7 separate regions of the Homo sapiens genome follow, and regions 2, 3, 4, 5, 6 and 7 are each linked to region 1. The links are chromatin contacts, found by Hi-C or POLR2A ChIA-PET in ENCODE. All regions are on one chromosome and are shown on one strand. The core of a region is the stretch at or near the end of the contact, and the rest is flanking DNA. Distances in the headings are between cores, read along the strand shown.

Region 1 (3,073 bases), core at 95-2,594:
TCTAACTTCAGATTTCCTGTTTGCAAAACCTCACCAACATATCTAGAAAACCTAGAAAACATTAGGCTTCTCAGCCTGCACAGAGCAGCTTACAATGTTTATTCATGAATGAAGAGTTGGGTGCCCTGTTGTTCCTGGGTGGAGGGGAGACAGTTCATCTCCAAATGGCTCAGCCTTGGGCTCCACTGACTACACATTCTCTTTGTTTGTAGTAACAGCCATGCACTCTGTGCATATGCATGGTATCACCTGCAGATGTCCCAGTTCCTGACGTCACCCTGGCTGCAGAGCCAGCCTCAGGCCGAGCTGTGCAACCAGGGCAGAGGGAGGAAGGGGCGCTGCTGACCTGGACAGGGCTGAGTTCCAGTCCGCTTCCGTCACCACACTCCCACTGTTGGCCTTGGACAAGCCCCCATCTCTCTGCAGCAGCCCCTTCATTCCTACCTCCTTGAGGGGCCTAAACTGGATCATCACTTCTGGAAATAGCCATTCTTGTCCCACCTTTGAAGGTGTCATTTCTCAGCACCCCAGACTATTAGTCAGGGAATGTTTTCTTTGAATTGACTCACTTTTAAAATACACCATTTATGTCAACTTACCATTTCTGTACATGATGCACCATTTGCTATAAAGGGACATTGAAGTTAAAACCCATGAAAATAGTAAATGTTCACTCTTGTACCACCTAAAGTCAGGGTACATGCCTGCCATTGCATGAGTGCACACCCCCAGGGGAAACCTGCGTCCTGGAGCCAGGCGGCTTCTCAAGTATGACTGTGCGCCGGAAACACCTGGAGACCTTGCAAAAATGCAAATTCAAATTCAGTAGGTCTGGGTGGGGTCTGAGATTCTCTGTTTCTGACAAGGTCCCAGGAGATGCCGATGCTGCTGGTCCACAGACCCTACTTGGTGTAACAAGGTCACATGGGTTGTCCAGCTCCCTATCGTGGGGGCAGGGCAAGAATGTCAACAGAAACACAGCACCAAGTCCTTCTGAGAACACGGGACGTGAAACACAAAGACCATGTCTAAAGATTCAAGCAAAGGCTTCATATCAGAGGAAAACTCAGAGAGCTATTTCACCTTTTCTCCCAAATATACATTTACTTTATATTTACTTTATGCACTTAGAACTTTCGGCATCTCTGTTTACTGCTTCACATACCTCCCCACCTCTTCCCTAATGCAAAGACCTGAATCTGGAAAGCCACATCTGTTGGGAGCTTCGTCAGAAATCATGCTGGCCATGCTTGCAGGCTGGGTCCAGCTCTTGCTGGGAGGTGGAGGCCAGGGCTCTGCATAATGGCATCTTCGGGGCTTTCCCTTCTCTGACCTCCTGCCATGCTCAGACAGAACGACACGCCATCTGCTGACTCACCGTGGCTTCATGCATTCATGTCCTGTTTTCCCAGGTGGTCACAGCTCTAGGAGGAGACAGTAAGGGGTGACTGGAAGGGGAGGGGAGTGAGATTGCCCCTCTGGGACCCACACACACTGAGGACATGATGGGCTCTTGATAAAATGTCACATGAGCCCAGGACAGTTAGAGAGGTTGGCTTTATAAGTGGTACATTATTTATGATGGCTTGAATGGGTCACCCTTATGCCCATTTTCTGGAGGGAAAAACTGGCTCCAGATAATGCAAAGTCATGCCCCTATGGCGTCAGTTGCAGGGCTCAGAAGTCCTCTCTTCCAACCCAGTTGCTGGCAGGTCATGACCACAGGCCACCCAGCCATTCCTAGCCTCCCTGGTAGAATTCAAGGCTGCCTGTATTGTGCATCTGCTGTGTCCATGGCACTCAGGGAGGATAGTAAAGGCAGGGCCAGAGGGGAATGAGGGGGACTTGCTGGGGAGCATGATGGTCACGTGCTAAGCAGAGGCCTGACCTGAGACCTCAGGGTGGCATTCCTTTGGGTACTACAAGGGCTGGAAAAGGCCTCTCCCCTGCTTCAAGCCCAGCCCAGCAGGTAGGTGGCCGAGCCAGGCCCACATGCTGATCTCTGCTCTCTGACTGGTGCAGTTTCCTTTGTGTTAGATCATCAATTCCTCAGCCTTCTGTGGCTTCTGTGATTTCCAAAGAGCTTGCCCTGATGCTGAAGCCGGCCTGGACTGGGCATCAAGAGGGTTTCAGCCTGATAGCCAATGGCCGGCCGCATGACAGCGAGAAATTGGCTTCTCTCTCTGGGCCGTGGTGATCTTCAAAGTTTCTTACAGCACTAGAATTCTGCTCTTTCTTTGCATTACAAATGGAATACATACTTGTGAACATTTTCAACAATATAGAAATGTAGAAAGTAAATATAAACAAACAAAAAATGAAGTCATCATCTTCTTATTGCTGCTAGAGGAAGCCATTGTGAATAGTTTGATGTGTTTCCTTCCAAATGATTTTTTCTCTACGTATAAACATAAATAAGCATATGTAGGTTTATTGATCATCTTAAAATTTATTTTTTTCACTTAAAATACTTTCCTGTGATCTTCCTGTGCCATCATATATAAATCTACTTTATTATTTTGAAGTAATATATCTTGGACATTTTTGCATCAGTAGATCCTTTTCAATGATAAATAGCATTTTGTATCATGGATATGCATAATTTCTTTGGGCCTTTATATTATTTCCATTTTTTTTGCTATTATAAACAATGCTGAAATAAACATCTTTTTACATGCATTCTTACTCACATGTGAATATGTTTCTTTAACATGAATTCCTGGAAGTAGAACTGCCAGATAAAAGAACACACACATCCAAAATTTTGAAAGATGCTGTCAAAATCACCCTCCCAAAATACCAGTTGTCTTTCCTCTCTACAGCTCGGGGAGCAACATGTTTGCATTCACCTTGATTGAGCCTGGATTAGGTGCATGTAATGTTCCTATTGCATATGAGACAACAGAAGCTTAGAGAGAACAAGGGAGTGTCTCGAGGTGCTACAGAAGTGGGGGCAGAGCTAGAATCAAAGCTCTGTGCCCCATACCCAAGTCTAGATGCTCTGCAGCTCTGACATGATGAGGTATAGTGGAAAGAGCTCTGACTTTGAGGTCCAAATGCTTGAGTTTGAAAT
Region 2 (3,178 bases), core at 276-2,775, 340 kb before region 1:
TGGTTTTGGATGGGTCTCTAGGGCCTCACAGCTTGGGTATCTTCTTTCCCACGACAGCACGTTAAAGGCTAGAACTCAGCCTCCCTGTCTGCCTTCCGTTGTCTGTTCTTCCTCAGTTCCTTTGTTCTTTTCTTGGGGGCCTTCATTCATTGGTCCCTCATCACTGGGGTCACCTTTCCTTGCCATGTCCAACACATCCTAGTTGGTCAATGTCTGTCTTAACATACGATACCCCCAAATTCATCACAGCACTACAGTTGAATTGCTTTCTAAGATCTGAGCCCTGTGCCATTAATTCCTCATCTCTAAAACTCAGCTTAGCTATCCAGGCCATGTAAGCCAGAGAAGAGGGAAGGAATGAAGTCTTCTTGAACCCCTGCAATGCTAGCCAAGTTCTTTCTAAACACTCAGGGCTCAGAACTGCCCCAGGAAGTAGATACTCTCCTCTTTGTTTCACATATGGAGGAACCTGGTTTTCTGACATAGAACTGAAAATAAGGAAGTAAGCAAAACAAGTCTTTAAGGACGCTGAGCAGAGGCCAGAAAGTCACCCGGAGTCTATTATTTACTCTTCCTTTACATTCATTTCTGCCAAGATTTTATTTAGTATCAGGAGAACTGATTTTAAATCCTGGCTCAGCCACTTTCTAGCTGTGTGACCTCAGGAAAGTTAGTGTCTAAGGTGACTAACCAATCCCAAATTGCCCTGGTCTGTCCTGGTTTTAAAACCGCAAATCCCATGTCCTAGGAGATCACTCCATTCTGGGCAAATTAGCACATGTTGGTCACCCTATTCAGTCAATTTTCTCTTTGTGATATCAGGATAACAGTAACCCACCTCACGAGGTTGTTATAATTTTAACTGAGATAATATATTTGGAAGACCTGGCAATGTGCCTGGCACATAGCAGATACACAATTAATGTTCTGTTTAATTTGAAAGCCTAGTTAATTATGACAAATTAGAAAGAAGTCAAAGACTGAGAGGTGGCCATGAGCAGTTTAACTGGAAAACCATTTTTAAAAACACCTAGAAACATAAACGGAGACACATAGTAGAGGGTCGTACCGTGAGGGTCTCAATGTCCTCTGTACTGTGAATATCTCACTGGAGTTCAATGAGCCATGGTAATTGTCGTCCTTGAGTGGGACTCCGCAGGACAGAGGAATAACTAAATCTTCTGCATTATACTATGTGTGATAAGGCAGGGTAAGGTGGGATACATTGTGGAGTAAGTGCCACATGAAATTTAATGAAGTCTTTAGATCTTTAAGCGTAAGTATTCAACCCTCTAACAGGATGGCAACCAACCAGCATGGCAGAGGGAAGGAGGACTGAAGAGGGTCCCAGGAGAGCCTGAGTCTGCAGTCAGCTCACTGCCTAACTATAGACAGATTGTCCTCACAGTTCCGGTCCTGTCTCCTCATCTGTGAAATGGGGAAGAGAAAGTAGACAAGGTGTTGTCTAACAGAAAGGCAACAGAGTGGGGTGGTCAAGAGCACGGATCCACCACCCACTAGCTGTGTGAGCTAGGACAAGCAAGCAAATCCACCCTCTGCACCCTGCTCTCCTGGCCTGTAACCTCGTAGAGATGTTGTGAAGATTTTATGAACTGATGTACTTCCTGGTGCATGTTGAGTTCTCAGTAAGGATCAGTTCTTAAAGTTAGTATCCCTTCTGGGTATCGCACTCCATGACAAAGAGTATCATCTCTTTCTCTCCCCTCATCACCAAGGGTTAATGCAACATAAGCTTTCGCTTGAGTGTTTTGTAAGTTTCTTTTCCCTCCCCAGCCCGCCACATCACTCAGCTGGCTCACGTTGAACTTGAGGCAGACTAAAACCTCCTGATCTTTTTTTATGTGAATTGCAGTCCAGCCAGGTTGCTCTCATCCTGTTCTTGTGCAACTGATTTTTGGAAACTACATTCAAGACATTAGATTTATTGATGCTACATTTCATCTGGTTGCTTTTGACCCAGCATTCTTGACTGTCGAGATCATCTTGAACCTTAATTCTCTCATCCCCTCCAGCTTTGAGTCATCTGCAAATTTAATGCATATGCTTTCCATATCTTCAGATCACGGGCTTAAAAAAGCTATTTTACAGATAAAAATAAAGATAGAGATATAGGCCACTAGATAGATCAAGAGGGATCTTGTATGCCAGGCTGAGCAGTGGGGATTTTATCTTGTGGGAAGCAGGGGCTCTTGATCCTCAATCAGTTTTTAAGCCTTTTCTGAACATACCCACTACAGACGCTCGTATGTTGTCCCTGGATCTCAGAGTGTTTTCACTGATGACAACAAGAGTTCACCCCTCAGCCACCCTAACTGTGGCCTCTTCTAAACTACTGAACTCACCGCGAAGGTCTGAATCCCTTCCTGTCTGTACCACATGCAGCCCCAAGGCCCAGTCCTATTCTCCTCCCTCTTGTTGCTTCCCAAACTGAGGCCACCCCTACTTTGGGGCCTAGCCAAATACCTGTTATCAATCCAAGAAATCAATTCTCTCTCGTTGGTTCAGGAAGGCATGGACCATGATGACTTTATGTGCTTCCCACTCACGTTTCCATTTTTACAGGGGACTTCAGTGTCTGAACTGGAAGGCCAGAGCTGTGGTGGATCTGCTGGTAGCCACCTATAGCTGTCTGGATCTCTGCACTGCCCAGGGCACCACGGGCATGTTATATCACAGCACAGTGCAACCAGCTGGTTCCTGGGCATGACTACAAGTCGTTATGAAAAGGCTGAGGACAAGATGATAGGGAAATGTGAAAAGGAAAATTCTAGAAGTAATTTTCATATAAATTAATTTAAATAACAAAAAAAACAAACATTTAAGTTTCTCCAGGTAATCTGGCAACTCTCTGGTACTGTGCTAACCAGGCAACCATTGGTTAGGGAGCTTCCAAAACTCCGTGTCCACTCCAGGCCCCGCTCCAGCCATCTGGCCAAGCACACTCAGCTTCAGGACACAATGAGCATAGCCAGTCCCTCTTTGATGTCCTTGGTACCAGAACCTTCCCATTTTACCCCACAGGACTCCCAGGATTCCTTTCTAGGGAAGAGTTTGATGATGATGATGGTGAAGATGGTAAAGAAGAGCAGTTACCCCTGATTGAGTGCCTTCTGTGTGCCAGGCATTGTGCCAGAGCCTCTAAACAAACCATCTCTAA
Region 3 (3,001 bases), core at 371-2,870, 310 kb after region 1:
CTGATCTCAAGCAGAGCTGAAGGTGTCATTATTTGCCAAGTACGCCATTGTTCTGAGATTCAGTTTCCTCATTTGTAAATGGAGATAAGCATAACTAATTTACCAACAGATCACACACACAGAGCTGTCCAGCAGGATGGAAGGAAGCGAGGAACCCAGAGATTTGGGTCCAGTCAGAGTTCTGCCACTATGGTGTTACCCTAGGCAGGTCACGTTTTGTCTCTATGATTTTGTCTCCTCATCTGTGAAATGGGAATTTTTTATTTTGAAGTCACTAGGTGAGTCACTTCACCTCCCTAGAAGTTGCTTCCTCATTGGTAAAATGCCTGGTTGTAGCTCTCCACGTTTTTTTCTCTTGGGTTTAAAGCCCCTGTGGCTTGGATTCTAAGCTAGGGCCCACCCTGTCCCCATACCCTCTCCACCCACCATGCCAGCCAAGACAATACACCCTTGGGGAACCATGTTCAGGTCCAGAGAGAGAACAGAAATGCTTCTGGGCCATATCCTCTTTCCAGATGGCCTTTAAGAGAAACAAGAGGCACAGGTAACAAGGAGGAAGAAACTGACCTTGAAAACACTATGAAACATAAGCCAAACTCTCCCAGATAGCTGCTGGCAGGGTCCCCCCACCCCGGCCCCCATCAGCTACAGAGGCACTTCAGAGCACTTCCTGTCTCATTTGGGGCAGGGCTGGCCAGGATGCTCGTGCAGCCCAACCCCAGCCTGGGTAGGGTGCTCTGACCACAGGCCGGTCACATGTAAGGGCAAGCAGAGGACTATTTTTGATCAGTGGTTAGGAGCCAGTGGCAGGTGACAAAACATGGTGAGCGTGAGCAGCCACAAGTGGGCCCTGGGCTCCTGGGCATGGAACTCTCCCCACTCTTGGCTTCCCACTTCCTGGGGTGCATTTCTCTCTTACAGCCCCACCCCACACCACCACCCTCACTCAGTGGCAAACTAAACACTGTCCCTCCTAGCCAGACAGGGGTCTACACCTGGGACACCGTCAGTGGGGTGTTAGGGTTAGGTTGTTTGCCAAGTTCAGGATTGGGACACTCAGCTTTGAGCACCTCCTGCTATATGGAGGGCTCCTCAGAAGGGGAGGTCTGGAGACTTACGGCCTAATTTCCCTAGTCTCTAGAACAGAGCTCCACTTCCTAGGGAGCTTTCTCCAGTGCCCTCCCCACCATTTCCTCCAATATCACCTTCTTCTCAGGAGGAGGGGAAAAGGCCACAGGAGGAAGTAGAGGAGGGTGGGCAGGAGCCAGCTGGGGGATCAAGAGGGATCAGATGAGCACAGAGCCAGCTGATGGGGCTGCACACACCAGCCTCACCCTCTTTCTGCCTCTTCCCTCCTCCTCCTTTCTTCCCCTCATAGACGATAACTGAGCAGCTGCCATGTGCCAGCCCTGTCTGAGTTCCTGCGTATGCACATCTGCCTCACACTCAGACTCTGCACTCTGGCCTGCTCTCCTGCTGAGGCAGAGGGACCCTGTGGCGAGGGAGAGCAGAAAGAGCTCCTCAGCCTATGAAACTGGCCACTACCACAATTTTAGAAATGTGGTCACTGAGGGCCTGAAAAAAAGCCTTGCCCAAAGGCAATCCTCTTGGGACCAAGGCTCCTGCCTGCTGAGGCTGACGAGGTCCTGGCCAGGCAGCACAAATTCCATGCAGGGATGTCCCTGGGGCCCCTGCTGTGCACCCAGCACTGTGTTGGACTGTGGGGACACGGGGTGAGTCAGGCCTGATCTGGGGATGGGGACACAAACACACACAGAGCCAACTCACTCCTTGGTGCCTGAGGAGAAGCCCTGGCGCTGGAGGCACTTAAGAAATGCCCAGTGACCTTTCACACCACAGAGGGCACAAGCCCCCTGAGGTCCAGGGTACCATTGGCTTGCTCTGCCCTGTACCTGCATGTCAACATGGAGCCAGGAGCTGACCTCTGTTTTTGAATCATTAGCTCCTGAGTTGAGGGAATGTGGAGGAAGTGTCTGGGGGTGGGAGTCCAGACACTCATTCAGCGGCTGAGTGGCCCCTGTTCCACTTGGCAGCCCTAACTGCCCCCTCCCCAGCTTCCCCCTTTCCCAGCACCCTCCCACCAGCACCGTCCTGGGCTCCTGTTACTCAGGGTTCAAAAGACCGGAACACGAGCGATGGAATGTCAGGACAGGAGGGCAGAAGAGGGATTCAGGATAGACTAGGTCCTGCAGGGCCCCCACCCCCACCATGTGGCAGCCCAAGGGTATTGACAAGCCTTATGGTGAGCATCCCAGTGCTGAGGTCCAGAGAGGTACAGTGCCTTGCCCAAAGTCACACAGCAAGAAGGGACAGCAGTAGGCCCAGAGCCCCAGTCTCTGCTCTCATCTCAGACTCCACCCACTCTTGCACGCAGGTGGCTTCCCCAGCTGGTTCCACACGCTGGGTGGATGTCCAGGCCTAGCGTTCCTACAGCTCAGAGAGTGCCTGGTCGGCGGGGGGGGGGGGGGGGCGGGAATGGGAGGGTGCAGAGGGGGAACAGGAGAAAACAGAAAGTGCCAGTGATTCACATTTCAAAATGTCGTGTTATTCCAGGCGCTTTCTCGCTTTGCCACCACCTTCATCCACCCCCCACTTGCCATCTTGAGAACCGGCTGCAGGGTGGCTGGGGCGGGGGGAGGAGGAGGCTGAGACCATCATCTAAGGAAGCTGTGTTTCCACCCTGCCCACTGAGAAGCCCGAGGGTGAATGAGCAGTCGGATGAGCACCGAGCTGGGAACCAAGGGGCCTGGGTGCCAGCCCTGGCTTTGGAATTGGTTGTTGTGAGACCCTGAGCAAGTCCCTAGGCCTCTCTCTACTTCCTTTACATACTTCCCCAGCACGTAAAATGGGGAAGTGGGAAGAGTTTGTGGCTCCCACGACTAGTTGCATATCAAAGCAAAACAAAACAGATTCTTGGACTGCATCCCCAGAGATTCTGATTCTATATGTTAGAGATGAGGCCTGGGAGTCTAATTTTAAA
Region 4 (3,220 bases), core at 704-3,203, 400 kb after region 1:
AAGTTCTCTCCCAGCCCTCCACCCCCATCTAGGGAACCCTTACTGTTTTTCCTCCAATTCAGCTCAAACATCGCCTCCTCTGAGAAGCGGCCCCATGCACCTCCCGCAATGTTCCCATACGAGCCAGTGCAGCCATCATCAGGGCACTTGCCACCGTGAATTGGCAGGCCTCGGGCACATCTCACACCTACAAAACCCAGAGCCCTGCAAGGACTGTGTTCTGTGCTCACACCCCTCTGTGTGTCTAGGCCCTGGTGATCTTATGGCCAATGGTGAGCCTCAGTGAATGACTAAGTGAATGGGTAGTACAGGTAGTGGGTTTGCTGGAATAAAAAGATGTCCATCCACCAGGGACTGGAGGTGACAGCACCAACAAGTCAGGGGGAAGGAAAACAACAAAACCCATCCATCAGGTCCCAGAGGTTTACAGGCAGCTAGAGAGAGACGAGTCTCTCAAGACCGATAACAAGCCAGGGCAGCTTGCAATGAGCTCCGCAGCGCCCTGGTGACCTCCAGAGCTCAGAGGAACAGGGGCACTGGGGAGGGCGGGGGAAGCTTAGGAGGTGGCCTCCTCCCATGCTACCACCCGACCTTCCAGGGACTGAGCAGAATGGAGGCTGAAGGATTGAAGGAGATGCTTTGCTTATCCAACCAAACCCCACCCAGAAGGTGCCTCCAGAGCTCCTGAGGTTCTTGCTGGGAAGAACCTGGTGCCGCCTTTTAACTATGGAGCCTGAGTGCTGGCAGTGGTGAGGGAAAAGGGTAACAAAGGCAGCAGAAAGAGGCATCCCCACCCAGCGAACAGCCAGATGCCAGGCGGGTGTTCCCTTCCCCACCCCAAGGTGGCTGCCTGCAGTGTCTACGTGCTTGTCTTTCTGGAAGACAGGCCCTACTAGGGCTTCAGAGTCAGGCCCAACCTCCTGCCCCCGCAGGAAGGAGCAGAAATGCAGAGCTAAGAGCACCTAGAGAAGGCAGGAAGGGCAGAGATGCAGGTGCACAGGCAACCTCTTCTGTTTGACTTTGGGCCAACTAGGGTTAGGAGTAATGGACTTAACCTGACCTTGGTCTTATATGATCCAGAGAAATGTAAATACTGAAACACAGGCCAACAGTAAAGCAGCAGGTGCAGGGAATCCAGCCACTCCTGGCAAAGTGTCATGGTCCAGCTAAGGACTCCCAGTGACCCAAGCTTCCCCCACCTGTCTCCTTTACCTTACAGGTAGCACCTTCCTCCTCCTTCCTATCCCTACCCCAGGGCCAGGCTGTCTCTCTCTTCCTGACCAGCAAAACCTGAATCTTAGGTTACAAACTCTGGAAGGGGCTCAGAGCTTGGCTGTCCCAAAACCCACTTTTGCAGAGGAGGAAACTGAGGCCCAAGGAAGAAAAAGACCTACTGCAGATCACCTGGCTTCCAGGCTCCTAGCACAAAGCTCTTTGTACTGACGAAGCTCTCAAATCCTGAAAACATCTGCTGTTAGTCCCACCCTCTCCAACCTCCATCCTTTCCCTTTCCCCAAAAAAACAAGAGCTGCATTTTCAGAATTGAAAGTAGGGTGCTAAATGGGCAAAAGTATAGTGGTGGGATCTGAGGCATGGAAGAGGAAAAGCCACAGGGGATGGCCTGAAAACACTGCTGTGTGCTGAGTCAGGCTGCCTGTGCCTGTTCTGCTGTATCCTGGCTCCTGGCTTTCCTCCCCACCCCTGGGCCTGACAGATGACAACTGAAGGTGGGGCCAGCCCAAGAGAGAAAGGGCCAGAGGAAGTTGTGGTGGGTGCCCCGACCCTGGTCCCTAGATATTGTCTGAAGCCTACTGAAGGGTGAGTCTGCATCTTCCAAACACTTGCCCACAACCACAGTGACAGAAGAGGAGCGAGATCTCTCTCTGCTGTAGGTCCAAATGCTACCCTCCTACAATACCAGCAATACTGATGCCACCAACCCCCATGATGGCACCAGGATGGGGAAGGCAGAAACAGGCCTCTGGTGCCCTCTGCTGTTCAGCACTCCCGTGCCACAGCCTGAGGGTTGGCACTGTGGCTGGCAGGGGGACCCAGGGAATGTCTCCAGCCCCTAGGGTTGCCCCAGCTTTTAGCAGCCCTCCATCTACTTCCCAGAAGGATCCAGGAAATGTGTGATGCTGAAGCCCTGGCTAAGGCAATGCACCCGCCAGATCACCCAGGGTGTGGTGTAGTAGCAAACAATCCCCAACACGAAATGGCTCCAAATCAGGCAGGTTTATTTAGCTGGACAAGCTCTGTGTCCATTTTCTAAGATCCAGGTTGAGGCAGTAGCCACCACCATCTGGAATGATGCTGGCTACAGTGACTGAGAGCAAGAGACTGAGGGCCTCACACAGACAGTGAAAAACTTCCACTCACAGCTCACTGGTGGGATCTATCACACAGCCCCACCCAAGCAAAAGAGGCAGAAAGTGCAATCCCACCAGGTGCCCAGAAGTCAGGAGCTAGGGACACTGAAAGGGCACATTCCTGACTACTGATGGCTTCCGGCTCATTCTCCCTCCTGCAAGCAAAGTACCTCATCCCTCCCCAGGGAACGCAGCCCTAGATCCGCCCCAGGGGCAGCATCGTCCTCAGGTGCAGGGTCTCAGGGCGGTATGTTGGCATCCCATATCAGCAGTGAGGGGCAGTAATCCCTGCTTCACACGTAGATGTGGTGCCTCTTGATCCAGTGACCTGCAACCTAAGAATCCCAGTTTCCTGCTGCCTGTTAAAATTCAGTCCTCAGTGGTACAGCCAGGGCTAGAGAGTGGCAAAAAAACACACCAGTAGGAAAGCAGAAAAATGAGAGCCATATCTCAGGGGATACTGCTCCATGGCAGCCCTGCCATCCCTGGGCAGACTTTAAGAGTCCCTGTCCTGGAGGTGGGCATCGTCCTTGATCAGGCAGCTCTGGCCTCTCCCCTGGGTATCTCTCCTCATTGGTTTTTTCTGTGCCCTGCTCCCTTCCCCGTCTGTCTGGCTGCCTCAGTTTCTCCTGACTTAATACCTTGTGCTGTGTGTGGCTCTGTAATGGCCACCTCACTCTTGAGTCTCCCAGACTTCTGAGTGGTCCCAACTTAGGGTCTCAGTTCAAATTCCAGACACACAGAGAGACTCCCATTTCACTGGCCTAACTGATTATTCAGAGCCAGGCACACAAGTCACAGTTATGTCCAGTTTCCGAACGGGCCGTCTGAACAGGGGATGCTGGAGAGAC
Region 5 (3,195 bases), core at 72-2,571, 510 kb before region 1:
GTGGTGTAGGTGTTACTCACCTGCAATTCACATGTGGCTGAGCATCCTGTATGGTCGTTTGCTAACCTGGCAGCCCTAGTCTAGTCCATCCCCTCTGGACCTGAAATCTCTCAGGTCAAGGATCTTGTGCTTCTGGGCTATTGATTGAGAGAAGGGGGAAAGCTATCTTCCATGTATTTTATTTTAAATAAGTATATCTATTTTAAGTAAATTTATTTTTTTTGGAAAAATCCGCTTGTTTTAAGTGGGGTGTCCTGGGAACCATGTTCCCTCATCTCTTTCTTGCCCCTTAGTGACCAGAGGGTGGGGATGTTAGGAAAATTGGAAGGGATGGTATTTTAAGTCAGAAAATTGTAGGTTTGAGCGTAGCATCTGTCACTGATTCTGTGACGTCTCAGAGCATTGCTTTCACTGCTCTGGCCTCAGTTTGTTTCTCTCTAGATGGGGGCTAGGACTTCATCTGCCTCCCAGGTGGCTGTGGGATTCATGATGCATGAGTTATGCTCATCATGGACATATGTGCTAGCCATGTGAGGGGTTAGGTTAATAAGGCTCCATTGCCTGTGGTTCCAGAGTCACCTGGGCTGAAGGGTAGGTAGATGTGGCCTAATCCATAAGCTCCGTGCTGGTCAGAAGTTTGCTGGGCAAGTGAGTGAGTGCCAGATCTCTTAATTTCTTGGGCCTGCCTGGTTGGCCATGCAGTTCAAGGTTCTGGTCACCAGGGGTCAGGCTTGCACACGGATGGCTAAGTTCTGTCTTTTATGGTGCTCCAGGGAGCCTCCAGACTGTGAGCCAAAGGGACGGTGAGGATGGGGGGTGGCACATTTTAAAAAATGTGGATCTTGGAGCTGTAGGTCTGTGACCTGCAGATCTGGGAGGTCAGACGTTATTCTCTCTCATATTTACATCTTGCTTGGTACCTTCTGGAGAGATCCTCATCTCTTTGGCCCTTCACCAGGAGACTCCATGAAGGAATTGGGTTAGGTGGCTGGGGTTTGGAGAGAATGCTGGGCAGGGGTTTTGAAGCGCATTTGAGTCTTAGCTCCAAGTCTGCCCCTTACTAGTGTCCTTGTTGGCTCTATTACCTCCTGGGCCTAAGTTTCTTCTTCAGTGGAATAGGGTAAAAATACCTCCTCTGCAGAGATGCGTCAAGATCAGTGAGTAGAGGTGGGGCAGGGATAACTTCTCGAGGCTAGCCCAGCCCTGTCTAGAATAGCTTATGATGAAAATGGAGAAATAAGATAGAAACACAGGGAAAGAGCAAGTGTTGTCACGGGGCATCATATAATCCCTTGCTAAGTTGCAGAAGTGAGCACTAGGGTTCGGAAGAGAGAGAGGGCAGTCCAGAGAGGGGAAATTGCTGGCTTGAGCTCACATAGCCAGAGGGATAAGCGCAGGGTCCACTGGGCAGGTGGCTGAGCTGGGCATTGGAAATGAACAGTAGATCAGGCACCCAAGGCAGGTGTGCCCAGCTGATCCAGGCCACAGCATGTAGGCTGCTGGGCCCCTGCAATTTCAGATTCAGTTCTGTGTGTCTCCTGGGCACCTGCTCTGGCGGTGGGAGTACATGCTCTCCAGGCATGTGTGTGTGCTTCCCATGTAGTGCAGTGAGCAGCAATGTGGCTTCAATCTTTGGTCCAGGCACGGACCCAGCACCCAGAGAAAGCGATTTTCCTGCTTGTGGTTTCCTGGCCTCCTCCAAGAACCTCACACGTCCATGTTGCTCACAGAGAAAGATGGATCACTCTGGGGGTTCCTGGAAGAGTTGCTGTCTTTGAACAGTCCCTCTCTTGCCAAGACCCCTGCCTTCCTCCCGGCCCCCAGCCTACTGCCTCTCCGCAGGAGGACAGCATGTCCTGGGCCTCTGCTCTCTGGCCTCAGTCATGGTGTGGCTGGGTTGCTCTGGGGACGCTGAGGGTTCTTGATCGCGGCCTGTCTCAGGGTAGGTCCCCATGGATTGCCCTCCCACCCCTGGCCAGGTTGCTGTGGTTTCCCCATCAGTAGAAATGACTCCTCACCCACAATTGCATCAGTCCCTCCACAGACGCAGTGAATCATGTTGCAAGATGTGGTTATGGACTGCGCCCTGTGCTCTGGTTAGGGGCTGGTTGGGCCGGGCCAGGGGTGAGGGAAGTGTGGGGGGTTGACCATGTTTTGACTTGAACTTGGGAGAGGAAAGAAAAACCCAGGAGAGGGCCTCCAGGGGTGGGGTGGGGTAGGTGTGAGTTGACACTGAACTCATCACCCATGGGACTGAAGCAAGTATCCAGTAACCTTAACCGAGACCACACTGGGGAACCTTCTGGCTTACTCACCCTCTGGCCCTACCGCTACCACCAAGAGAAAAAGAAGTGAAGAGAACGAGCTGGTTCATCCTCTAGTGCATTGCAGCGGCGTGGGGGAAACCAGGGAGATGGGTTGGTTTGCTTTCTTCCTGTTTCTCTATTTGAACTCCCTGGCTTGCTTCCCTTCAGCTGACACATGGTGGCCATGGGCTGAGAATGTCCAACCTCAAGAAGAATTTCTTCCCTCTCTCCACTTCACAGGCCAGGCTCATAGCTGCCCCTGGGTAGGAACTATCTGCAGGGAGGTAGACTCCAGCTGCTTGGAGTTGTATGACCCTTCCCAGAGGCAGATCTACCCATTTTTCAGTGGAGAAGATGAGGCCCAAAGGGAAGTTGCCGGACACTTTGCTTCCGCCTCTCTCTCCCATGCCCTCCTGTGCAGCTGAGCTCATGGCATCAGAATCTCAGGATCTTTCAACACTTTCCAGCTGGGCAAGGTGGGAGTGAGTTGGCTGTGTCTTCTTGTTAATTGTCCATGCCTTTATTTACTTATTTATTTTTAATTTTTAAATTGACACAATAATTGTACATATTCATGGGGTACAGTGTGATGTTTTTATACATGTATACATTCTGTAATGATCAAGTCAGGGTATTTGGTACATCTATCACCGCGTACATTATCATTTCTTAGTGGTGAGAACATTCACAATCCTCTCTTCTAGCTACTCTAAAATATACAATATAATATTGTAACCATAGTCACCCTCCTGTGTAATAGAACAGCAGAACTTATTCCTGCTACCTGATTGTAGCTTTGTACCTATTGACCAACCTCTCACCATGCCTCCTCGCCCTCTCCTCTCCAGTCTCTAGTAACCACCATTCTACTCTCTACTTCTACGAGATC
Region 6 (3,352 bases), core at 303-2,802, 460 kb before region 1:
TTCTGTATGTTCATTACAAAAACAAATCAAACCATGCATCAAAGTACACAAAGATGCCTTTTCAACAGGTAAACATCTTCCCAAACTTCCTCTATGTATACACACAGACAAAAAGTTAGAAGGATATAGTAGAAATAAAATAAAATAAATGAAGATTTAAAAAGAGGAAAAAAGACAGAGAAATAAGAATTAACTAGTCTACCTTCTTTCACTGGGTATAGTCAAGGCTGTTTGCAATGCTTGGAACTCTGGCAACTGTCTTGTAACCATGAGGAAAACTAGTCTGAGGCAGCCGACAGACTGAGGGTAGCAGAGCAGGAAGATGGAGATAATCTGAGTTTTGGTGATGTAAGGTAGCTGCTGGCCTTCACATACAGACCACCATGTGATAACTCTGGTTGTCACATGTATGCTTTTCCTGCCTACCTAGACTCTAAATTCTCAAGACTCAAAACTGAGTAATAATGAAGCCAGTCTGTGGGATGTAAGGGCAAGAGCGTGGGCTTTGGAGTTGAACAAAGCTGCCTTTGCATTACAGCTCTGTGAGGGGGAGTTACCTAATCCCTTGATGCCTCATTTTTTTAAATCTCTGAAATGGCAATAATAAACCCGCTTCCAGAGAGGTGGTAAGCATTGCATTAGATTGCATATGTAAGGTTTCTACCACAATGCCTAGGACAGGAGGGACTCAGAAAATGATATATACATGATTATATATGAATGAATCTGAGAAAATATGAAGTATGCCACTGAGTGAAAACACAACATGGTACTTTTATTTCTTCAGTCTTTTTAGCACAAACTAGACAGACTATGAGAAGCAGAGTTCTATCTCTGAAACTTATGGGCAGATTAATTTGGGGCAAGTTCTTTTACTTCTCTAAGTTTCAGTTTCTTCAGCTGTTAAACTGAGACAAGAATATTTGAAGATTAAATAAGGCCATGCCCAAAGCACTTGCAACATGGTAGGCTCTCAATAGACACTAGTTTCCTTCTTCATGCTCTGCCCCTCCACAACACACAAGACACAGACGTGTGTTCCATAAACACGTGCTCTCTCTCTCTCACACACACACATACCTAGAACACACCCACACAAATGGACATGCACAGACACATGGACCCACACATGTGCAGACACACAGATACACAACTTTCTCAGCCCCAGAATCTTCCAGGAGGTTTTAGAAGTAGCTGTTGCTGTGTCTGTCTGCAAGACCTGTTTACAAGGCAATTATGAACTCTTTTCGCCAAATGTAGGATCTTCAAACAATGAGCACTGTTGCTTAAAGGAAGACTATTCCTGGGGGAAAATACTTTAAATGTAATTATGTCTTAGCTGCACATCTAGTAAATAACTAGACATGCACTGCTTTGAATATAAAATGTCACATTTTTGCAGATGGGACAGACAAATTTTGGCAGTCAGAGGAAGTCAGGAGAGAGAAATGAAAGAAGAAACCACATACTTCCTTTTTATTTACCTGATGTAACTGGGCCTGGCCCCGGGGGCATGGGGCTGGGAGGGCCCTGAGGGCTGGCTTTGGCTGAGACAGGTGCAGGGAAGGTGAGAAGCAGGCTGAGGAGCACAGAGAGGGAGTCTGTGTCTTGATTTCCTTTCTTGTTTACTTCTTTTGTGTCCTTTCCCACCCTCGTCACCCTGGCCTCAGTCTTCATTGAGTCTTCCCTGGGCCGCATCCTCACTAGTTTCCCCAATTGCATTCTTTCCTCCTCTGACCTGTTCTGTGTAACATCACTAATCATTTGTTCCCTGAAATAGCACTTTCCTCTTGCCACTCTTGCTCAGAAACCTCCCTATTTCTCCCTTTCGCGTCTTTGCTTCCTTGGCTTCTCAGTGGAATGAAACAGTCTTTTCACCAGGACTCCCCAGCACGCAGCTGGGCAGTGCAATTTCCATGGTCTCCAGAGCAGTCTGGTCCTAGAAACCATGAAGTCCAGCCTTAAGCCACAGAGCTACAGTCATGTGTCTTTCAAAGCCCAGAAGACCTTGTTCATTGCATGACCTGGACAACTCTCCTGACCTACCTTGTACTCCTCTTCCCAACCTGTCTCTTCTCTACTGATTTTTCTTTCTGTTTCACCTACCTTGGCTACTGGGGCTGGTTCCTTTCCCCTATTTACCCAACTTTGACCTTTGGCTTTCCTCCTAGCAGGAGGTTTGGATTTTCCCTCTGGCCAGGCTTTCATTCCTTTATCTACTAAGTACTTATACAGGACTTACTGGTGCCAGGCTACATTTATGGAGGCACAAAGAGTGTCTCCTATCTGGAAGAAGAGGCCATTAGACAATTCACTGTGTGTGTGTGTGTGTGTGTGTGTGTGTGTGTGTGTGTGCGCGCGCGCGCGCGCGGGTGGAGCGGGGGGGTGGTTGGGGGTAGGAAGATGCACAGAGGAATAAATTGTTGTCCTTGAACTCTGGCAACTAACCAGAGGTCAGCCAATAGTATTTTATCCTTAATTGATTTATCAGATTAAGCTTTAATGGAGCAGGGAGGAAGTAGGAGCAAGCCAGGAAGCCATTACAATGGAAGAGATTGTGCTCAAGAATTCCATTTGATCTTCAAACAACCCCAAGAAGGAGGGGTTTTCCCCATTGTCCACCCAGGGAAGCAGGCTCAGAGAGGCCAGCTGACTTTCCTAAGGTCACCCAGCTGGCAGTAGAGGGTCCTGGCAGCCTGATGGCATTGTTGGGTGCACTCCTGAGGCCACGCTGATCCCAGGGCAGGGAAGAATGCCAGGCACCCCTGGTCAATGTCGCTTCCTGATCAGCCTTCTAAGGATCGTCCGGGTCTGCAAGTCCCTTCCACGGGTTGACTAAAGCTGCCTCTTTGCTCTGGAAACCCTCTACCTTCCCTCACTGGCTCATCTTCCTGGCTTCTCTTTGCCTTGGCCCTGGGGGCGGAAGGGGAACAGCTGAGTTGTCATCTAAGCTTGCATCTTCCAGGGCAGCAGAGGAAAAGGACATTGATTTATGATCAAAAAGGCGAAGGAGGATGCCGTGGGGAGGACGCTGGTCGGCAGGGGTGGGTGGGCGATAAGAGAGAACTAGAAAGAATAAAAAGAATCCCTAAGCCTTAAAAACAGAGCTTGCCCTCTGATTCCTGGGTAGGCGTGGGTTGAAAATCTTTCATGTAAAACTGAAATGGAATCACGAATGAGGAGAAATCATCTTGGGGCTTGGGTGTGCCTTACAGGACTGAATTAAATTTAAAATGTATTGATTTCCCCTGCTGATTAACAGGCCTGGCACGCGAGAAGGGCGGCAGCCCAATAAGCAGCTGGCACCGCTGTCCCAGTCCACCAGCGTCCCCTGCTGCATCCCATGTCACCT
Region 7 (3,387 bases), core at 764-3,263, 510 kb after region 1:
TCAAGCACGCCTCCCATCTTGGCCTCCCAAAGTGCTGAGATTACAGGCATCAGCCACCGTGCCTCACCTGCTTCCCAATTTTTTAAATTCTATACATCATGCTCCTTGGTATTCACCCAAAGGAGTTGAAAAAAAAAACTTATATCCACACAAAACCTGCACACAGGTGTTTATAGCAGCTTTATTCATAATTGCCAAAACTTAGAAGCAACCAAGATGTTCTTCAGTAAATGAATGGATAAACCATGTCACAACCAGATAGTGGAGTATTATTCAGTGCTAAAAAGAAATGAGCTACCAAGCCATGAAAAGACATGGAGGAACCTTAAATGCACATTACTAAGCGAGAGAAGCCAATCTGAAAAGGCTACAGACTGCACGATTCCAACTAGACGACATTCTGGAAACAGCAAAACTATGGAGACGGTAAAAAGATCAGTGGTTGCCAGGGTTGGGGGAGGGAGGGATGAACAGGTGGAGTGCAGGGGACTTTTAGGGGAGTGAGACTGCTCTGTGTGATGCCTCAATGATGGATGCACGTCATTCTACATTTTCCAAATCCACAGAATACACAGCACCAAGAGCAAACTCTCATGTAAACTATGGACTTTGGGAGATGATGATGTATCAATGCAGGTTAATGGACTGTGACAAATGGACAACTCCCTGCAGGTTTTTGATGGTGGGGGAGGCTGTGCATGTTGTAGGGGTAGGTGATATATGGGAAATCTCTGTACCTTCTGCTCAATTTTGCTGTAAACCTAAAACTGTTCTAAAAAATAAGGTTTATTTTAAAAAGAAATAAGTATGTAAAAACCTCTATACCTGCCGGTGGTATACCTGGGGTGGGGGTGAGGGGCAGAAGGGTCCATCCCCCAGGGTCAGGCAATGAGTCTGTAGAGAAAGTAACAATAGTGATAAAACTGAGTAGAAGCCAGTCTGGGCCGGGCACAGTGGCTTACGCCTATAATCCCAGCACTTTGGAAGGCCGAGGTGGGTGGATCACCTGAGGTCAAGAGTTCGAGACCGGCCTGGTCAACATGGTGAAACCCCCATCTCTACTAAAAATACAAAAATTACCCGGGCGTGGTGGCGGGCACCTGTAATCCCAGCTACTTGGGAGGCTGAGGCAGGAGAATTGCTTGAATCTGGGAGGCGGAGGTTGCAGTGAGCTGAGATCGCGCCACTACACTCCAGCCTGGGTGACAGAGCAAGACTGTCTCAAGAAGAAAAAAAGAAGCTAGTCTGCTTCTCATCCTGACCATGCGCTGGCAATTCTTAATGACATCAGTGATAAAGCACCCTTCCCAGCCCCAGCCCCAGCCCCAGCCCCAGCCCCAGTCCACCATTGATGCAAAGCAAGCAAAACACTTCCAGAGCCCTCCAACTGGCTGCTCCTAAGCCAGCCCGAAACCCAGGGACTAAGGAACTCAAGAAATGCCTGAGTACAGCAATCAGTGAAGAACAAGAGGCTTAAAGTTATGATCCCCTGAAGCTGACTCAGAGATGTCTAGGCAGGCCTGGGGCCCTGGAACAAAGTGTAAGATCCTTTCCTGGAGCAAGGCAGGTCTAAAGTAGGGCCAGCCAGGAGTGATAGCTCAGGGAATCTCAGAGAGCCCTTATCTATCCTGTTGCAAGCATGGGCTCCCCCAAGGCTGGGGGCAAGGCTGAGCCTACGGGGTCATCTACAGATCTTACCTGGGGCCAAGAAGGCTGCTGGAGTGGGACCAGGCAGCCTGAGGCTGTGACCTCCTACCCTGGGCAGTTCTGCTCTCCCATGGCTGTGGGGCCCACACGCTGTCCCCGCTCTGGGGAGCAAGGCATGCAGGCACCAAACATGGAGTCAGGAAAGGAGAGGACTTAGCCAAGCCTACACATCAGGCCACCCTCGCAAAGCCCATTCTTCACTGTTCTCTCAACACCACCTTTTGAAAGCTTCTCTCACGTGAGCTCCGCCACCTCCATCCCTGCTGAGTGGCCAAGTCACCATGCTCCCCACGGAAAGACCCCAGGCCTCTGTCCACTCTTGCCCAGTCTCTGACCCCTTTTGCTGAGTGTTTGATATGTTCCTGGGGTGAGGGCCATCCCATGACTTTCATATTCCACCAAGGACAGTGAGTACCAAACTGACGACCTTCATCCTACTGGACTGGGAGTCAAGAAGGCATACTCTGTTACCACTTAGCTATGTGGCCACAGCCACGTCACCTGCCCTATGAGCTTTCTCTTCCACAAATGTAAAACCAAGAGGGCTGGATGCTCTCTGAGGTCCCTTCTAAATCTAGCATGCTGAGCTCCTCTGGGTATATCTATTGCCCATCCCCTCAGGTAGGGGATGCCAGCCCAGTGCACAGTCCAGAGGAGACACCACACAGAGCAGAACACAGAGGAAATGGTATTAGCTGTGTATCTCAGGCTGTCCCCAGGGCTGGAGAGACTCAAGGAGGCTTCTGGGCAGGCTGAGCAGAGAGAACACTGCAGAGGGGAGAGATGCCACGGGTCAGCTGGGTGAAGGCATTTGCTGGAACTGAGGGAGCGCTCAAGGGAAGTGAGGAGAGTCCTCTCCCCAAGAGCCTCCCCCACAGCCACTTATCCTGTCCCTCTGCTCTGGGCCCCACCCCCACCTCTAAGTCAAGCAAACCCAACTTGTTGAAAGCAAGCAAACAGCCACGGAGCAAGACGCACACACTTCTCACCCATTCCCAGCCAAGGGGAACGGGCTATAGTTTGTTGACAGAGAGAAAAGTAATCAATTTTTCATTACCCAGTGAAGGCAACAGAATGTCTCAGGATGTCAACAGTTTCCAGGCAACAAAGACAAACCAAATACACAGGCCCCTCACCTGAAAGCTGTTTCCTTTACAAGCATCAGCTTGAATGAGAGGAGGTAATGAGAGAGGCAGAGGCAGGTGAAACCACTTGGCAGCCGCAGCGTATGAGTCAGACGCTGGGGCTCTGTGGTTGTCTGCAGTGACCCCATTAGCAGATCTCATCAGACTACGTACGACTCAAAGCAGAGCCTGCACTGGGGGAGGATTCAGGCACAAGATGTCGGAGCAAGACCGGAGAGAGTGGCTAATGTGGCTTATTCATTCATTTATTCAGCAAACATTTTTTAGGGCTCTTAGGCCCTGGGCTCAGGCCTGAGGCCCCAGTCTAGCTGAGGAGATGAGCGTGGAGACAGCGTCCCCTTACCTTAGGGATGAGAAGACTGACAACCACAGAGAGGAAGTGACTGTCCCAAGATCACAGAACCACACGGGGCACTTGGCAGCTGTGCCGCAGGTCTCCAGCATGCAGCAGGCCTATGCACATGGAAGGAGGCTCAGGAAGCGGCCGGCACAGACGTAGTCTCATCGAGAATTAACACAGGGAGCTTTCCAGAGA

What was found. A loop is a pair of places that touch in the nucleus more often than their neighbours do. ChIA-PET counts read pairs that join two places held with the same protein, here RNA polymerase II (POLR2A). Pooled maps may share reads with other maps.
Region 2: a map with no recorded cell type shows a loop between it and region 1 (11-fold over the local background). The contact joins two enhancer-like sites. A Hi-C loop is called at or near these places in 10 of 37 single-sample maps with no recorded cell type and 4 of 50 pooled maps. POLR2A ChIA-PET finds 5 or more read pairs at or near these places in 1 of 52 experiments (activated naive CD4-positive, alpha-beta T cell).
Region 3: a loop to region 1 is called in a map with no recorded cell type, with 11 times the contacts of the local background. The contact joins two enhancer-like sites. A Hi-C loop is called at or near these places in 1 of 168 maps with a recorded cell type or tissue (heart right ventricle), 21 of 37 single-sample maps with no recorded cell type and 6 of 50 pooled maps. POLR2A ChIA-PET finds 5 or more read pairs at or near these places in 2 of 52 experiments (OCI-LY7 and activated B cell).
Region 4: a map of GM12878 shows a loop between it and region 1 (2.6-fold over the local background). The contact joins two enhancer-like sites. A Hi-C loop is called at or near these places in 1 of 168 maps with a recorded cell type or tissue (GM12878), 4 of 37 single-sample maps with no recorded cell type and 10 of 50 pooled maps.
Region 5: a loop to region 1 is called in a map of GM12878, with 8 times the contacts of the local background. The contact joins two enhancer-like sites. A Hi-C loop is called at or near these places in 1 of 168 maps with a recorded cell type or tissue (GM12878), 27 of 37 single-sample maps with no recorded cell type and 9 of 50 pooled maps.
Region 6: a loop to region 1 is called in a map with no recorded cell type, with 17 times the contacts of the local background. The contact joins two enhancer-like sites. A Hi-C loop is called at or near these places in 3 of 37 single-sample maps with no recorded cell type and 4 of 50 pooled maps.
Region 7: a loop to region 1 is called in a map of Calu3, with 4 times the contacts of the local background. The contact joins two enhancer-like sites. A Hi-C loop is called at or near these places in 2 of 168 maps with a recorded cell type or tissue (Calu3 and IMR-90) and 7 of 50 pooled maps.

Annotation. Positions count from the first base shown.
Region 1 is chr15:69,977,727-69,980,799 of GRCh38, reverse strand. The region is part of intron 2 of LOC101929129 (a long non-coding RNA gene); the gene reads left to right. Among named protein-coding and RNA genes, the nearest start is that of MIR629, 100 kb to the left of the region's middle. RefSeq lists enhancers at 486-545, 1,376-1,435. Within about 2 kb of position 1,344, at least 3 of the 41 ENCODE cell types and tissues checked have a DNase peak (open chromatin) inside an H3K27ac peak, as active enhancers do.
Region 2 is chr15:70,317,963-70,321,140 of GRCh38, reverse strand. No RefSeq gene overlaps it. Among named protein-coding and RNA genes, the nearest start is that of LINC02205, 190 kb to the left of the region's middle. Within about 2 kb of position 1,525, at least 10 of the 41 ENCODE cell types and tissues checked have a DNase peak (open chromatin) inside an H3K27ac peak, as active enhancers do.
Region 3 is chr15:69,666,935-69,669,935 of GRCh38, reverse strand. All of the region lies in intron 1 of PCAT29 (prostate cancer associated transcript 29), which reads right to left. Among named protein-coding and RNA genes, the nearest start is that of PCAT29, 76 kb to the right of the region's middle. RefSeq lists an enhancer at 872-951. Within about 2 kb of position 1,620, at least 9 of the 41 ENCODE cell types and tissues checked have a DNase peak (open chromatin) inside an H3K27ac peak, as active enhancers do.
Region 4 is chr15:69,574,924-69,578,143 of GRCh38, reverse strand. No RefSeq gene overlaps it. Among named protein-coding and RNA genes, the nearest start is that of DRAIC, 15 kb to the right of the region's middle. Within about 2 kb of position 1,953, at least 2 of the 41 ENCODE cell types and tissues checked have a DNase peak (open chromatin) inside an H3K27ac peak, as active enhancers do.
Region 5 is chr15:70,485,742-70,488,936 of GRCh38, reverse strand. No RefSeq gene overlaps it. Among named protein-coding and RNA genes, the nearest start is that of LINC02205, 19 kb to the left of the region's middle. RefSeq lists an enhancer at 2,141-2,200. Within about 2 kb of position 1,321, at least 8 of the 41 ENCODE cell types and tissues checked have a DNase peak (open chromatin) inside an H3K27ac peak, as active enhancers do.
Region 6 is chr15:70,433,736-70,437,087 of GRCh38, reverse strand. No RefSeq gene overlaps it. Among named protein-coding and RNA genes, the nearest start is that of LINC02205, 71 kb to the left of the region's middle. RefSeq lists an enhancer at 566-615 and a silencer at 1,426-1,629. Within about 2 kb of position 1,552, at least 4 of the 41 ENCODE cell types and tissues checked have a DNase peak (open chromatin) inside an H3K27ac peak, as active enhancers do.
Region 7 is chr15:69,468,202-69,471,588 of GRCh38, reverse strand. No RefSeq gene overlaps it. Among named protein-coding and RNA genes, the nearest start is that of LINC02896, 7.1 kb to the right of the region's middle. RefSeq lists an enhancer at 3,047-3,246. Within about 2 kb of position 2,013, at least 14 of the 41 ENCODE cell types and tissues checked have a DNase peak (open chromatin) inside an H3K27ac peak, as active enhancers do.